Regions from separate parts of the Homo sapiens genome. Here region 1 is linked to region 2. The links are chromatin loops, found by intact Hi-C in ENCODE. Cell type or tissue: GM12878. All regions are shown on one strand. Links, peaks and the distances in the headings refer to the core of each region. The heading gives the core; the rest is flanking DNA. Region 1 overlaps NR5A2 (nuclear receptor subfamily 5 group A member 2). Region 2 has its middle 6.0 kb from the start of ZNF281.

Region 1 (8,120 bases), core at 1,686-6,685, 260 kb after region 2:
TTTATTGTACTTGGTACATTCTATTTGTGCTAAAAGTAATACATCACAATCAGTAAAATTCTTGCAATTTTATGCCCATATGAGAACTGTTACTATCTACATTCATTCTAAATATCCAATATTTTATGAGTTTGTAGAGTTAAATTAAAGCTACTCTTTAAGAGCTAGATATACTTGTTACTTATTATTACATCATTTCCCTTAGCTATTAAAATTCTGCTCAGTAAGATCAGAGGTTGAAATGAAGGGGGAAAAATCATGCAGTGGATCAACACTGATTCTGAATTATTTGCTTGAAAAATGAAAAGAGAGGGTCTCTGGAGTTGAGAACTATAAGGGAAGGGAAACTAGTTGCCTAACAAGATCATTAAAGCCAAATACTTATCCATTTTTGGACAAAACAAATTAATAATTCATTCAATTGCTCAGGGATATGTATTTGTATATGAAAGACAGAAAATCCATATTTCCAATTTGTTTTGTATTTGTGTAACCATGTGGCAGAGAAAATAACAAGAAAGATTATTCTAAGAACTTTTGGAGCTTGAAACATTTGCAAAAGAAGCTATCCTATTTTTTTTTCAGTGTAATGACAGATTTTGCTAAGACAGTGATAATAGTAAGATATCTTATTATCTGATCATATTGGTTTCGTAAGTGCTATGCTCAATTCTAAGGTTTGCATGGAAGGAAACTAAGACTATGTGGTGACCATTCCCTTTCACACCCAGAAATCATTAATTCAAGTGGGGAAAATTGTTTGGTTTTTGCAGATTAATTATAGTCAACTCCTGATTATTTAGCAGAATTATTGATACTTGCATTGAAGTGATTTTAAATCCGTGAACACTGCACTGGCCATAAGACATTGAAATTAGTAAATTGCTCTAAGTTTCAGTTTCCTAATCTTTTAAATGTGTTTTAATAGGAATTACCACAAGGTAGGACAGTGCCTGGCTTATAAAGTATCATCTGTTTCATCTTTCTGCAATGATGACTTAATTGAACAAGAAATATCTCTTCCACCTTTGAAGTCCACCCAGTGCTATTATAAGGAAAGGTCAGATATGATTTATCCCAAGCCTAATGTATCAGTCAGCATATACAGAGAGCGGCTCTGTTAAGATGTCGGCAATATAGATGCTCCAACTTACGATGGGGTTATGTCTCAATAAGCCCATCGTAAGTTGAAAATATTATCACAAATTCATTTACTACACCTAACCTTCTGAACATCATAGCTTAGCCTAGCCTGCCTTAAATGTGCTCAGAATACTTACATTAGCCCACAGTTGGACAAAATCATCTAACCAAAAACTTATTTTATAATAAAGTGTTGAGTATCTCATGTAATTTATTGAATACTGTACTGAAACTAAAAAACAGAATGGGCCAGGTGCGGTGGCTCACACCTGTAATCCCAGCACTTTGGGAGGCCGAGGCGGGTGGATCACGAGGTCAGGAGTTCAAGACCAGCCTGGTCAAGATGGTGAAACACCCTCTCTACTAAAAATACAAAAATTAGCCGGGTGTGGTGGGGGGGCACCTGTAATCCCAGCTACTTGGGAGGCTGAGGCAGGAGAATTGCTTGAACCCGGGAGGCAGAAGTTGCAGTGAGCAGAGATCACGCCACTGCACTCCAGCCTGGGTGACAGAGTGAGACTCCGTCTCAGAAAAACCAGAATGGTTGTATGGGTACTTGAAGTATGGTTTCTACTGGATGTGGATTGCTTTGCAGCATCGTGAAGTCAAAAAGTTGTTTCAGTAGTCATAATATTCTGAGTTGCTCTGACCTCTCCCCTGAGGGAGGATGCAGGTTTGCTGACGTTCCCACAACTGTGGGTGCCACTCCTATGCCCCCTACAGAAGCCCTCTTTGGAGTTTACCCTATAGAACTATTACTGTCTTATAGGGATTTTCAAAACTGAAGTGTTAAGGATGTAAAACAAAACCCTAGACTCTTCACATGACCCCCATGGTGGCTCAGTAAATATACCCACAGCAAGTTCAGAGGCAGCCCACGACCACTCATAGTTCTCTAAGTTTCAGTTGGTAATAAAGCTTTCATCTTGGGAAGTAGTGGATTTAAGTAACTGTTGAAAATTTGATTTTTGGGCCAGGCGCGGTGGCTCACCTCTGTAATCCCAGCACTTGGGGAGACTAAGCGGGTGGATCACTTGAGGTCAGGAGTTCGAGACCAGCCTGGCCAACATGGCGGAACCCCGTCTCTACTAAAAATACAAAAATTAGCTGGGCATGGTGGCTGGCACCTGCAATCCCAGCTACTTGGGAGGCTGAGGCAGGAGAATCGCTTGAACCCAAAAGGTGGAGGTTGCAGTGAGCCAAGATCGCACCATTGCACTCCAGCCTGGGTGACAGAGTGAGACTGTCCAAAAAAAAAAAAAATTTTTTTATTATTATCTGTGGATTCAGCATTGTCATTAATCCTCCATTAACAGAAGGAAATCAGGAATAGCTTTGTAAGTTCCAAAATAGTGAAATACATCACAAATAGCAAACTGGTAGTCGACCTGGCAGTGGCCAAAGCCAATGATGACTTTACAACATCTCACTTCTACATGAGGCTTTTTCAAGATTTTAAAGCAAACACTTCTTTAAGGCATTAGACACATCTCTAAAAACCAATTCTTGAAAGGCCTGTCTTTCTCCAAGTCTACTGTATAATTATTACAGTAAGATTTATAATTTATATAATTATAGAGTTGCTTCATTTTATCTCTATCTTTTGTGCTTCATTTTAAACTTAATGAATGTGCCATTTGGATGCAGAAAGGTTTTTTAAAGAAAAAATGCATAAATGTTAGATTGTGTGCACAGAACAACTGTTTATCTGATGTGATTATTATGGATTGCATGCCTGTATCAAAACATTTAATGCTATCTCAGGATTATCAATCTTAATCCCACTTCTGCATTGGTTGGTGGTGGAAGTGGGATAAGAGCCTAGTACTTACTCTCACTGTTCAGATGACCTTAAGAAGTCCACTGGATTCTAAAGTTTTGCCCTCACAAGCTGCACTTCCACCCTCCTGAAGCTTTATTGAATCTTAGTCCCGGAGTTGTAAACATAGATATTCCTAAATCTCAGTTCACAAAGGGGAACCACCCCTCCTTGGAGGCTGGAATGCGTAGAAACCTTGTTGGGTAGGTAAAATAAAAGCATCTTTTTAAGCTTCTGAGAGAGCTTCCAGCCACTAAGGCAGGTGCCAGAAGAGAAGACGTGGGTAGATAGCAGTCAACATGAACTGGACATTAGTGTGTGAACAAGCAGCTTACTGACTTGTCCATCATTATCTCTAGAAGACCCTTCCTAAATGTTCTGCTGAAACTCTCATAATGCCTTTCTTTTTAAAAATTTACTTATTTCTTTATTTTTAAAGATAGGGGTCTCACTATGTTGCCCAGGTCAGATTCAAACTCTTGGCCTTGTGTGTTCCTCCTGCCTCAGCCTCTGCAGTAGCTGGGGCTACAGGCATGTGCCACTGCATCTGGCTCTCCACAGCTCCTTTAATGACCAGTTTATCTACTTGCAAGTGGTGGACAGTGGTGGGGCCACCAGAGACCACCACCATCTCTCTGGTACTTGAGTATCACCCCATTGCTCTCTGGTGACTCATCAGGGCTGGTGATTATTGTTATCAACTGAACCCAATGCACAGCCACAGGTTCCCTCCCACACTGCAAGACTTTGCATGTTTTGGTCTAGAGGCAGTTAAGAGAGGATGTCAAGTGTGAGCCCAGCTATCAGTAAGTAGGAAGTCTAACACAGGAAATAACACCATCTGTGAGGCTGGCAATAGCACACTCCCACAAAAGTACTCTTAATCATGCTTACACACACACACAACTTCAGGACTGCTGAAACAACCCTGAAAGGTACATATATTGAGGAGCTGGAGGAAGCAAGAGCAGACAGGGAACCCCTGTGGAAGGAAAGATACTTCTGGAAATAATGTGGTGAAAGTGAAAAATATATTTGTAAAACAAAAATATCCAAAATTATTTTTCTTACCATAATTTGCATAAATAACACACCAATTTAAGAATGCAACTGAATCACAGAATAACATTTATGTCAGTGCAATTTTAGAATCCTCTTTTTGACATATGAACTAATTTTGTTCTTTTTTCTTAATTAGAAAATTCAAATCTTACATGATTAGGGAATGAAATAATTATAATCATAATTGTCTTTGCTTTCATCTGTGTTTGATTTTCTATCTACTTCTCTTTCCTTTTCTTTTCCCTCCATCCCTCTATCTCCCCCTCCATACCTTTCCTCCTTCCTTTTATTTTTTCTTACCTAAAGTAAGAAACAAAGTAAGTACTTGCTCATACATTATTGTCTCATTCTTAGTACATTTTCAATTCCTGCTTAAAATGCATTCTTTCACTATACCTGTTTTAAAAAATGTATTAAACAGCTACTAGATGTATAGATGTCTAACCAGCAACCTCTCTGGCAGGGAGCCGTAAGGTTGATGGCATAATTACTGTCATTCTGGATTTCCCCATCATTTTGACCCTATAGGGCTTGGAACAGCTGGGTTGGAAAGCCCCTACTGTGCATAATATCCTGTTCTGGGTTTTCTGCCAGAGCTCGTACCCTCTGTTGACTGCACATCACAGCAGTGCAGGGATGCTGCGACATTCTCAGAGCCAACATTCTCCTATGTGGCTCAGGGGAAGCACCAGCTTATTTGGTATTAGGGTTCAGTATGTCATGGAAGGATTTCTTTTTAACTATGTGAAAAAAGCATGTGGAAAGAATGTACTTTTAACAGGAGCATGAGTGCTACCTTGAGGAAAGTGTTAGCTGAATTCACAGAGAATCTGTAATCATCCAAATGCTATTCCACTCTACTTAGACTTCCATTTCTTGTAAGGACAACTACTCTAAAGTAGGCTTTAGATAAGTACTACTGCATATAAGTAACATGCAAAACACCAGCCAGGAAAGTAGCAAAAGGAATAAACGAAAGCAAGAGTGTAATTAAGATTGGCAATGCATGAATTATTTTCACTGTTTTAATTGTCAGGGACACTGGCAAATAGAAAGGCTAACCTTGCAGATGTCATTGCTACCTGGTTTGCTGGGGAAAAGAGGATCTTCCTCTTGGGCTGTGGTGCAGGAGAGAGCCTGTTGCCAGTTTCTCAGCATCCTCTGATGAAACCAGCAAAGACTAATTAATCTTTTCACAGTCCTTGCAGAGCATACCTTTTGGAGCATTAAACTCTCAATGTAGTGACCATAGCTGAATGGCAGTTCATTCTGTTGTTAGAATGTCAAAGGCAAATGCAAAATTCTCACATAATTTTTGGGTGCATAGAAAAACGAAATAGAAAAAAAATCCACAAAAGTTGGGAAAACTATGAAAAAAATGGGATATTTGAAAATTTTATCATTTAAATATTCCTCCCTTCCCCTAAAACAAAACAGATGCCCAAAAATCAAACCACTTGTTCAAATTCATCAGTATTTTAAAATGGTATTTTGGGGAAGTTAACCTGGTACTCAAGGTTTTAGTTTGTTTCCTGTTTGTTACTGTAATATTTCAAAACACATTTTTGTAGTTTCTTAACATTCTTATATGAACATAAAAATTATCAGGCACGTTTTTGCCTTCTTGCTAAATATATTATCTCTAAAGATAAAAAATAACTGGAGTTTGGACTTGGATCATAACAGTAACATATGGAAAACCTTTATGTAGATCATAACTATCAGAAAGTAATGAACTAATTACTTAAATATATAGATCTGAATACATTCATTGCACATGTTAAGATTGGGAATTCCATGGGATTTATGATTTGTACATGGTTCAGATTCAGGACTTGTTAGGATTTGCTTTGGAAATCTCTTTATGTTGCCCAAATTGATGCTGAAATGCTAGAGAACTTCTGAGGCCTTGAGAGTCCCCCACCCAGACTATCAGTTCATACATTCTCTTTTTCAGCAGTCTCAATTTACATGCACTAATTGGTAGCTAATGTGCTCCCAAAGGCAAATAAAGGTATTTGTTGCTTTAAAATCCTAAGTCTTTTTCTTTTTCCAACATGTGCTTGGAAAGAGAATAAAACTTTGCATATGTATGTCTGGGACTCCTGGATCTGATTAAGACCCTGGTAATATTACTCTGTATTCACACAGTTCTTAGGGTCCTCATTGCTTGGCTGGGTGTTGAGCGCATGACTATTGCAGCATGCACTTCAGCCAGTGGTGACTTTCTGCTTACGCAGTCAATCTAGTAAATACTAATTCAGTATTTCCTCCCACTATCCTGATGACCTTAAGAAGACAAATGCAAAAGAAAACCAGAAACAAAAACCACGTAGGAATCGCATTAAATACCTTTATATTCACTTTGGAAATGCTGTGCTCATTTTGAAACATGATAATGCCTCCTGTCCATTCCCTTTGAGAGATTTTATAGGGTCTCTGTGCTTCCATGTAGAATATGATACTATTTTATAATTTTTCTATAGTTGATTTTTCTAATGCAGTCTGGGAAAAAAACAGTTGAGTGTTGTACACCTTCCATGGTGAGCATCTAACAAGTTGTGCTCTTGCAGCGGGGGGCTCTTTACTTGATGTACACAGTAATGAAAGCTCGCTATTGATTTTTCTGTAGCTGCTTGTAACTATTATAGTTGATACATCAATAGAAAAGGAAAGCACAATGTTTCATGGGAGGCAGAAAATCAGAATACATGATGCTCTGACAGTAAATCATGGCATAATCTTAAGAATTGATAGATGGTTCCTGCTAACTTGAAACCCATGGCTTTCTCTAAAAAGACAGTCCTATAATCGCCCAATATGTCCTAACAGACTGACTGCCCAGAACGATGCTAAAAGACACAAGACAATGTTTCATCTTCTAAAGAAGGCTTTTTTTCCCCCTTCCAGTGGGATGAGTGAAAGACATTTCAGCTAGATGGTTTGCAGTCAAGGAGACCATTTTCCTCCCAGCCCCACCTTTCTAGAATTGAAATGCCTTACACTCCAAGAAAGCTCAGAGAGCAGGTCATTTCTGAGAACAGCAAACAACAGGGAGGAAAAACAAACAAATGAACCAACCAAAAAATCAACTACCTTCAATTCTTAACTCCCACGGGTCCTGGAATGAAACAGAGCACTCTTGTGGAACCTGGGCGTTGCTAGTGAAGAGGCGATTAGGCTGAAAGGACTTGCACTGCAGCGGTTTCTGACCTCTAAGAGTACCCAGAGTCCTATGACTCATGGGTGATGTTCTTCTTATGTGATTAGAGACATGGTTGGAAAATGCCTGGGGCATTAGGAAGGCCTGCATTCTGCCTTTCCAGAGCCTTTTTAGAAATCTTAAATCAATAGTGAAGACTTCTAAACTGGTGTGATATCTTATGATCTCTCTTCTCTCTCCCAACCCTCTACTCATCTTCACTGAATATTTTTTTTGACATTTAAATACACAGGGTTAACTCTAAAACAATTATACCTACACTGAACTTTCAGTGTTTAAGCCATTTTACAAGCATCTCGTAATTAGCCCATTAATTACTGGAGCTTTGAGCATTGTTTGAAGCTCTTCCCCATCAAATGTATGAATTATTTAACAAGAAGCTCTAATTCTAAGTGGTACTGATAATCATCCAGAGTCTTACTGTTGTAGCATAGAGGCATTAAATATAGATGATAGTTACTAGAGTTCAAGATTGTTTTTGTCTTTACACCATGTTGATGCTATAAAAACAAGTTAGTGATGGATAAACTGGTTTACCTATTAACTCCTTGAATGAATAGTACAATTTCATATTTCCTCCACTAAATGTCTACCAAGGATGACACAAGATGGTTTAGGTTCATAAGTTTTAATTTGATTTTGGTTTCCTTTTATGTGTCATTCTGGGGATTTCATGAATTGACATAACAAAACAAGAAGTATAGGAGAGAGTGCTCCTTCAAATTGCTCCACTTGGCTTCTAAGCAATTAATGTTTATCCATCCAACCAACCATCCATCCATCCATCCATCCATCCATTATATGCTGCTTGAACACCTATTGCAAAGCTTTGGAGTTATACGCTTTACATAAGTGATATAAACTCTGGAACGA
Region 2 (8,120 bases), core at 1,825-6,824:
GTCTCAAAAAAAAAAAAAAAAAGAAAAGAAAGAAAGAAAGGAAAGATATTCTCCTTTATGTCACTCAGTATTGCTCTTAGGAAATATTTTTTGTGAAAAATAGATCTTATTATCAGACAGTGGGAACCATGTAGTAACCCATCACGTTCTCTTTCTTGGGTTGGCCACCTGGAGTGAAGTGAAATTCCTGTTGGAATTATTTTATCTTTTCCTGGGCTTCTGGCTTCTTTCAGATTTTATTTTTGGCCAGGTATGGTGGCTCACGCCTATAATCCCAACACTTTGGGAGGCCCAGGCCAGTGGATCACTTGAAGCCAGAAGTTCAAGGCCAGTCCTGGCCAACATGGTGAAACCCTGTCTCTACTAAAAAAACAAAAATTAGCTGGGCGTGGTGGCACATTCCTGTAGTTCCAGCTACTGGGGAGGCTGAGGCAGGGGATTTGCTTGAACTCAGGAGGCAGGGGTTGAGGTGAGCTGAGATCGTGCCATTTCACTCCAGCCTGGGCAACAGAGTGAGGCTCTGTCTCAAAACAAAACACAAAAACAAAAAAAAAAACCCAGATTTTGGCCAGGCGCAGTGGTTCATGCCTGTAATCCCAGCACTTTGGGAGGCTGAGGCGGGTGGATCACTTGAGGTCAGGAGTTCGAGACCAGCCTGACCAACAAGGTGAAACCCCTCTACTAAAAATACAAAAATTAGCTGGGTGTAGTGGTGCATGCCTGTAATCCCAGCTACTTGGGAGGCTGAAGCAGGAGAATCAATTGAACCCAGGAGGCAGAGGTTGCAGTGAGCCAAGCTTGGGCCATTGCACTCCAGCCTGGGCACCAAGAGCGAAACTCCATCTCAAAAACAAAACTAAACTAAACTAAACAAAAACAGATTTTATTTTCAACTACCCAGTGATATACATAGATAGGTATAGTTATATGTATGTACTAAACATATATCTGTATATATTATATATATGAAAATCTATCTATGAGAATAGAAATAAAATATTTATATTTATATATGACTTATGTATATATACATTTTATATATATATGATAGGATAGTTAGAAGTAAAATTTGAAAAAAATCAGAAGCCCAGAAAAAGAGAAAATAATTCTACCAGGAATTTCATTATAGTACATATAATAAATTCATTTTAGCTGGGCACCTGTAGTCTAGCTACTAGGGAGGTTGAGGCAGGAAGATCACTTGAGCCTAGGAATTCGAGGCTGCAGTTGCTATGATCCTGCCTATGAATTGCTACTCCACTCTAGTCTGGGCAAAATAGAGAGGCACTGCCTCTTGAAAACTAAATAAATAAAAATAAAAATGAGGCCACTTAAAAAATAAACACACTTTAAATAAACCCACTTTTTTGTTCAAATTTATTATAGCCCTTATATTAAAATAAGAATCTAGGAAAAAAATCTAATCTTACCTCCAAATCAAATCAATATTTCATTTGTCTGTCTTACATTTCGATCCTTATTCGCGTGCAGATTGTTTTCTATATTTACAGTAACATGATACATAGAATTTTATATTCCACCTCTTTTCTTGACAACATCAGCATGTTTTTCTAGTTTGCTCTGTCTCACTTGTTTCTCCTTTTCTTTTTGTTTTTTGAGATGGAGTTTCGCTCTTGTTGCCCAGGCTAGAGTGCAGTGGCGCGATCTTGGCTCATGGCAACCTCCGCCTCCAAGGTTCAAGTGATTCTCCTGCCTCAGCCTCCCAAGTAGCTGCAATTATAGGTGCTCGCCACCATGCCAGGCTAATTTTTGTATTTTTAGTAGAGACGGGGTTTCACCATGTTGGCCAGCCTGGTCTCCAACTCCTGAACTCTGGTGATCCACCCGCCTTGGCCTCCCAAAGTGTTGAGATTACAGACATGAGCCAACGCGCCCAGCCTGTCTCACTTGTTTCTGACTTACCTCCTCTTCCTCTTATCCTTCCCATTAGGAAACCAGTGACGACGACAACAGTTTGGTGTGCATCCTTGCACATCTTTCTCCTGTGTAATTATTAATAGTTACATTTGGGCAGAAGAAGGGAGAGTTTTGCTATTTGTTTTACAAAAGTAAGAATATATAACATAATGCATCTTTCCTCTTGCTTTTTTTGTTTAACTATGCAAGGACATCCCTCCAGACTAATATAGCTCCAACTCATTCTTTTAGTTGCCTAATATCCTAAGGGATAAAGATACCACAATTTATTCAGTTGTTCTCGTGCTGAAGGGCATTCAAGTTGTTTCTAGTTCTTTGCCACTGTGCACAATGCAGCAACAAGCAACCTCAAAAATACATATCCTTCACACTAACGCTTTTGTTTCTATAGGATGTAATCCCCAAAGCGGGAATTGTTTATAGAAAGTAGATTGGGGCCATGTGCACTGGCTCACGCCTGTAATCCCACCACTTTGGGAGGCTGAGGCAGGCAGATCACGAGGTCAGGAGATTGAGACCATCCTGGCTAACACAGTGAAACCCCCTCTATTAAAAATACAAAAAATTAGCTGGGTGTGGTGGCAGGCTCCTGTAGTCCCAGCTACTCGGGAGGCTGAGGCAGGAGAATTGCTTGCACCTGGGAGGCGGAGGTTGCAGTGAGCCGAGATCATGCCACTGTACTCCAGCCTGGGTGACAAGTGAGACTCTGTCTCAAAACAAAACCAAAATCAAACAAACAAAACAAACAAACAAAAAAAGAAAGATTGGAACAGGATTTGTAAATACATAAAAGTACACAGCATAGTAACATACATTCAAAAAAGTTCAGTAAATGATGACAATAAGAATATTTGACAATACGGTTACCTAGCAGCCTTTTTTTGATGGCAAAAGGTAAGTTTCCCAGCAACCAGAAAGTATACGTCATTGAATGAGAATCTATAAGGAAAGTACAAGAGGCAGAAACTGGCCCATAGCTACTGAAAATCATTGTTACCAACTGCATTTCTTGTTGTACTTGCTAGGTGGAGGACCAGGGTTACTTGAAGCCCTATTACTAAATACTGAGTCCCTAACCCTATGAGCTAATCAAACTGCAATATGCTTTTAATAAACTTGAGCTTTGAAAAGTCTCACCAATTGCATTATCTTGAAGCTAGTGACTTAAGAGTTATGAAGTTGTTGGCTGGGGGCGGTGGCCCACGCCTGTAATCCCAGCACTTTGGGAGGCCGAGGCGGGCAGACCACCCTGGCTAATACTGTGAAACCCCGTCTCTACTAAAAATACAAAAAACTAGCCGGGCATGGTGGTGGGCGCCTGTAGTCCCAGCTACTCGGGAGGCTGAGTCAGGAGAATGGCATGAACCCAGGAGGCGGAGCTTGCAGTGAGCCAAGATCACACCACTGCACTCCAGCCTGGGCGGCAGAGCAAGACTGCGTCTCAAAAAAAAAAAAGAGTTATGAAGGTGTCTATTTAAGACAATGTGTGTGAAAGAGCATTTATTAGGAGTCAAACAGTAATCCTTGGCTCTGCCAACTTGTCAGCATTGTGGCACTTTGAGCAAGCCTCAAAATCCCCATATATAAGAATAAAGCTAATAATACTCACACTGCCTCCTTTGCAATGTTGTAGTGAAGAACAAATGGGTTTATGTAAATGAAAGTGCTTGAGAGAGCTATCCAGATATTAGCACTGTTAATACTATTCTTATTCCTGAGGAGGCAATGTGCTATGTATGGGGCACCTGTCCTGTTCTTTCTGTTGCCAAGAAAGAAAATATTACCACTTAAAAAAGATTGATTCTGTAACAATCATGAAGTGTACTGTAAAAGTACAGATCAATATAACAACAGACTTGATGTCAACCACTGAATCTATTTGCAGATAATGCTCAAGACTTCTAGAACAGTGTAAATATTTACAAAGTCGCCTCAGTTTTCAATGTTTCATAGATAAATGAGAATGAAATCATCAAGAATGTTTTTTTCTCTTTCCCTTAGTTTCTATTTTTAACTTCTGTACAGTATCAGATGTAATATCCTGGTGTTCTTTCCCAACTCCTGGCCCCTGCCCATAAAGTACACGCATGCTACAGGAATCCAGCTACACTTTGGATGCTTCCTGCCCAATTAATGTTATTTTTACTGTGACTAAAGCATTGAGAAATAGGTACCTCTATAGAAAATACTTCATATATTAATACATTACAGATGAACTGTTCTATAAATGGAATAGTAGAAACCACCTAACAGACATGAGAGATCATTCAATTCAGAAATGTGACATACTTTCAGTATTGACTCTTTAGTAGGACAGAATGTTGCTATAAGGAGTTCCAGAAATCACAGTGCCAGTTGAAGTTTGGCAGTTGGTTCCTTCCAGCTGTTTTTAAAGGTATCCTCTCTGCAGGAATTTAAAAGTGGCTCATAGTATGGCTTAAGATGTTTATGTTTAGCTGTTTCTGTTGTGATTCTTCCCTTTGAGAAAATAGGATGTTTTTCTAGTAGTAAAGGGTTTATGAAGTTCTGTGGCATTAGATCTAAATGATCATGACTGTGAATACCTGGTAAAATTAATGGAGAAAAAAGACATCATGTGTGGGGCATACAATTATGGGGCATAAAATTAGTTACAAAAAAACTAATTTTTATTGTTAATGTTATACGTTTCAACTGGTTGTGGCAGCATCAGATAGACACCCCAAGTGAAAGAGAAGCAGAGAGTCCTTGGCATGATTTCAGGTTTCAGACTCCCTCATGGTCTTTAGAAACATCCTTCTGGGGCTTCCTTACCATGCTGTTAGGTGTACATCTGTTGAGGACAGGCAAAAAGAGAAAAAAGCTTTTGAGATGGAAGCTGCCTGTATCTAAAATCCTTTTAAATTCTAAATCCTATTTTCAAAAGGAATATTTTTGTTGTGATCATTTTACATTTAAGGTTAAATGTATTAAAATTAAAAATGTATAATAAGTAACGTGGTAGTGTAGTAAATAAAAATATGAAGCATACTCTACTTTCTCAGTTTACCAAAACGTGGGGAAAAAATAAAACTTACAAGACAGATAAATTACAAGGGTGATTATACCATTATTAAAGTGCTCTTTGATTTTCTTTTTATTTATTTATTTTTTAGAGATAGGATCTCACTCTGTTGCCAGGATGGACTGGAGAGCAGTGGTGCGATCATAGCTCACTGCAGCCTCCAACTTCTGGGCTCAAGTGATCCTCTCACCTCCTGAGTAGCTGAGACTACAAGCATGCAGCACCACGCCCGGCTAACTTTTAAATTTTTGGTAGAGACAGGGTCTTGCTATGTTGCCAAGGCTTGTCTCAAACTCCCAGCCTCAAGCAGTCCTCCTGCCTCAGCCTCCCAAAGAGTTGGGATTACAGGTGTGAACAACTGCACCTGGTTAGCTCTTTGATTTTCAAAGCATCATATAGATTTCACATAAACAGCTGGGTTTCTTATACGGAAATAATAATGCATGTTGTTCAATGTTCAGGAAATTTTATTTGTTCAGGAAATTTTATTTGTTCAGGAACTCATCTATTGTACAAAGCAAAATATTCCTATCTCATAAATAGAATTAAAATTTGAATGACTTACTCTTAAATTTTTATTTATGCAGCAAAATAAGGAATAAAAAATTAACAATTATTGAGGGAAGAGGGACTCTTAATTATCTTAGAGTTTTTACATAAATCAGAAAAAAGATTTTTTTTTCTTAACTATTTAGAATTATCCAGAATTGGAGCAAACAAGTAGCCTATAAAATGAGTACTAAACTCAAGTACTGAGTGGCTTGAATTTAGTCTGCACTAAATGGATCTTGACCAAGGCTACTGGAAGGAGGAAAGTGAGTGTTGGTATTGAACTTTGGGACATCGTGTATACACAGTAAAAAAAAGTGTAGCTATAGTTGAATTTTTAAAAGTTTATTATCAAAATGGAAATTGTTTATTGTTCATAACTCTTCATTAATCATTCTTATTAAAACAAATGTATGTATTGCAACAGTTTTAGTTTCAGAAATTATAAAGGTAGTAGTATTGAATTAGATTTGTTATAATGAATATACCATACTAATGTAAAATGTTAAAAATAGAGGAAACTGGGGATGTATCGGATATATGCAAACTGTTAGTACTATCTTTCTTTGTTGTTTTTTTTTTGAGACGGAGTTTCACTCTTGTGGCCCAGACTGGTATGCGGTGGTGCAATCTCTGCTCACTGCAACCTCCGCCTCCCGGGTTCAAGTGATTCTCCTGCCTCAGCCTTCCTAGTAGCTGGGATTACAGGCATGTGCTACCACGCCCGGCAAATTTTTTATTTTTAGTAACGACGAGGTTTCACCATGTTGGCCAGGCTGGTCTTGAACTCCTGACCTCAGGTGATCTGCCCGCCTCGGCCTCCAAAAGTGCTGGGAATACTGGCAAGAGCCACCGTGCCCAGCCTGAGTACTATCTTATCAATTTTTCTGTAAAACTAAAATTGCTGTAAAAAACAAAGTCTATTTAAAAAGAAACTAAATAAAAACAAGAATCACTAGTTTTATACAATCTCTTTGTTCTGGGATTGTTTCCATTATCTGTAAAATCTAAGCATTCAGAGATAAACAAATATTAAAATATTCCTTTAATATTTTACTTTTGAAAGAATCATATTACTTAACTATTTGAACCATTTCTAGATTTAGTACAGACTCCTATTTAATATTTGGCTTGTTAGTACCTAACAAGAATACTACAATGTAGATTTTTATTTCCTCACTGAAGTGAAAATTTTTTGCTGTCTGTTTTCTCTAAGTTTAAAGCATATAGTTTTATTTTCTTTTAAAAGTTAAGATTTTAGAGTTAAAAGTGAATTTATATTTTCTAATTAATTAAGCATTTTCTAAAGCTAAAGACTAATCAACATCTTTGGAATATTTGTTACATATATAGATTACAATAAAAATGTATGCAGTTCACAACAGATGGTAATGTGAAATTTTATCTCGAGCTGGTATTTCAAGTATTATTTCAAAACCTATTCATACTTATTACCTTAAGTTTATTCTTTTAGCTGCTTTATAATTTTTTTTTTTTAATTTTAACCCTGTTGAAGATTGTAACAAATATATTCTAGTTGCTACAGTCTAAAACAGTGCTTGGAAATACTGATGCTTAGTGTTATTTCTATGATTACTTTAATAACATTTCCTGAGTTTAATTTTTTCATTACCCAGCTATCTTTCAGAACTGGTATATTGATTTTTCTAATTAATATTCTTTGTACTTGGGATGGTATTTTTATTTTGTACTTCTAAAGAATTGAATAGCACAACCATTATAAGTGATGTGCTTGCTATGTTATCATATAAATGCTCAAGGTACACCTTCTAATGTTGAAAAATAGGAAAATAAATTGACCTTGATGAAGTGTGTCTTCTTTTGTCTGTTCCCAGGAAAGTTTATTTCAGGTATTTCTACTGCTGAAATGATTAGCGTTAACAGCTTTTCCCCTCCATTTTATTTTACAGGGTCTCTTCATCTTCCTGATATATGGGGTGTACAACACAGAGGTAAGTCTGCTTGGAGTATCTCAAGGCTGACAGAGTGAATGAGAGAAATGACAGGTTTCTTATCTTGATAACTGAGGAACAAAGTTGGCTTTTCATATGAGTGTCCTACTGCCCTTCATGCTTGGACTAGCTTATATGCATCCCAGCTTACCATTAAACACTGACACCCTGAATAAAGGGACAGCCTCATTTCTCACAGGCGTTGACTAATATTTTACGACTGCCTTAAGTTTTTGAACTTTCAGTCTTTAACACTTAGCTATTGTAGAAAAAAACAAAAACAAAAACAAAAAAACAACTCAGCCTCTCCTATACTCTCACTCAACAATCAACACAGAAGATTTCTGCGACCAAATGTGTAGGGGTTTCTCCCCACACACCGAGCAAGCAATCAATTCTGCAGCAGACACCACTGGGGTGTCCTCCAATTCAATTCTGACACTACCTACCTGGAGACAGCATCAGATCCCCCAGATTAAGAGCCCAGGCCTACAAGACTGGCCGGCCGCATTTCAGATGCCAATCACAAGCCCCAGGTAGTTTTACCTGTGCTTCTGACTGACCAGCTGTAAATCGGGGTTCCCATGACCCCTTCCTTGGGCTTGATTAATTTGCTA

The links. Hi-C counts contacts between places; a loop is a spot of excess contacts. Peaks named below come from ENCODE experiments on the same cell type or tissue, not always from the same donor. Only the 100,000 strongest peaks of a DNase experiment are listed, where the experiment ranks them.
Region 1: it touches region 2 in a loop (3.0-fold over the local background); 4 of 110 quality-filtered maps call a loop at or near these places.

What each region holds. Positions count from the first base shown.
Region 1 is chr1:200,149,967-200,158,086 of GRCh38, reverse strand. The region is part of intron 7 of NR5A2 (nuclear receptor subfamily 5 group A member 2); the gene reads right to left. Among named protein-coding and RNA genes, the nearest start is that of NR5A2, 130 kb to the right of the region's middle. RefSeq lists an enhancer at 4,412-4,481. In GM12878, for the core only: no CTCF peak of the experiment used is centred there; DNase peaks (open chromatin) are centred at 3,726 and 4,586; H3K27ac peaks cover 2,616 bases.
Region 2 is chr1:200,411,995-200,420,114 of GRCh38, reverse strand. No RefSeq gene overlaps it. Among named protein-coding and RNA genes, the nearest start is that of ZNF281, 6.0 kb to the right of the region's middle. RefSeq lists enhancers at 36-536, 537-1,037, 2,737-3,236, 3,237-3,738. In GM12878, for the core only: no CTCF peak of the experiment used is centred there; a DNase peak (open chromatin) is centred at 4,221; H3K4me3 peaks cover 910 bases; H3K27ac peaks cover 1,781 bases.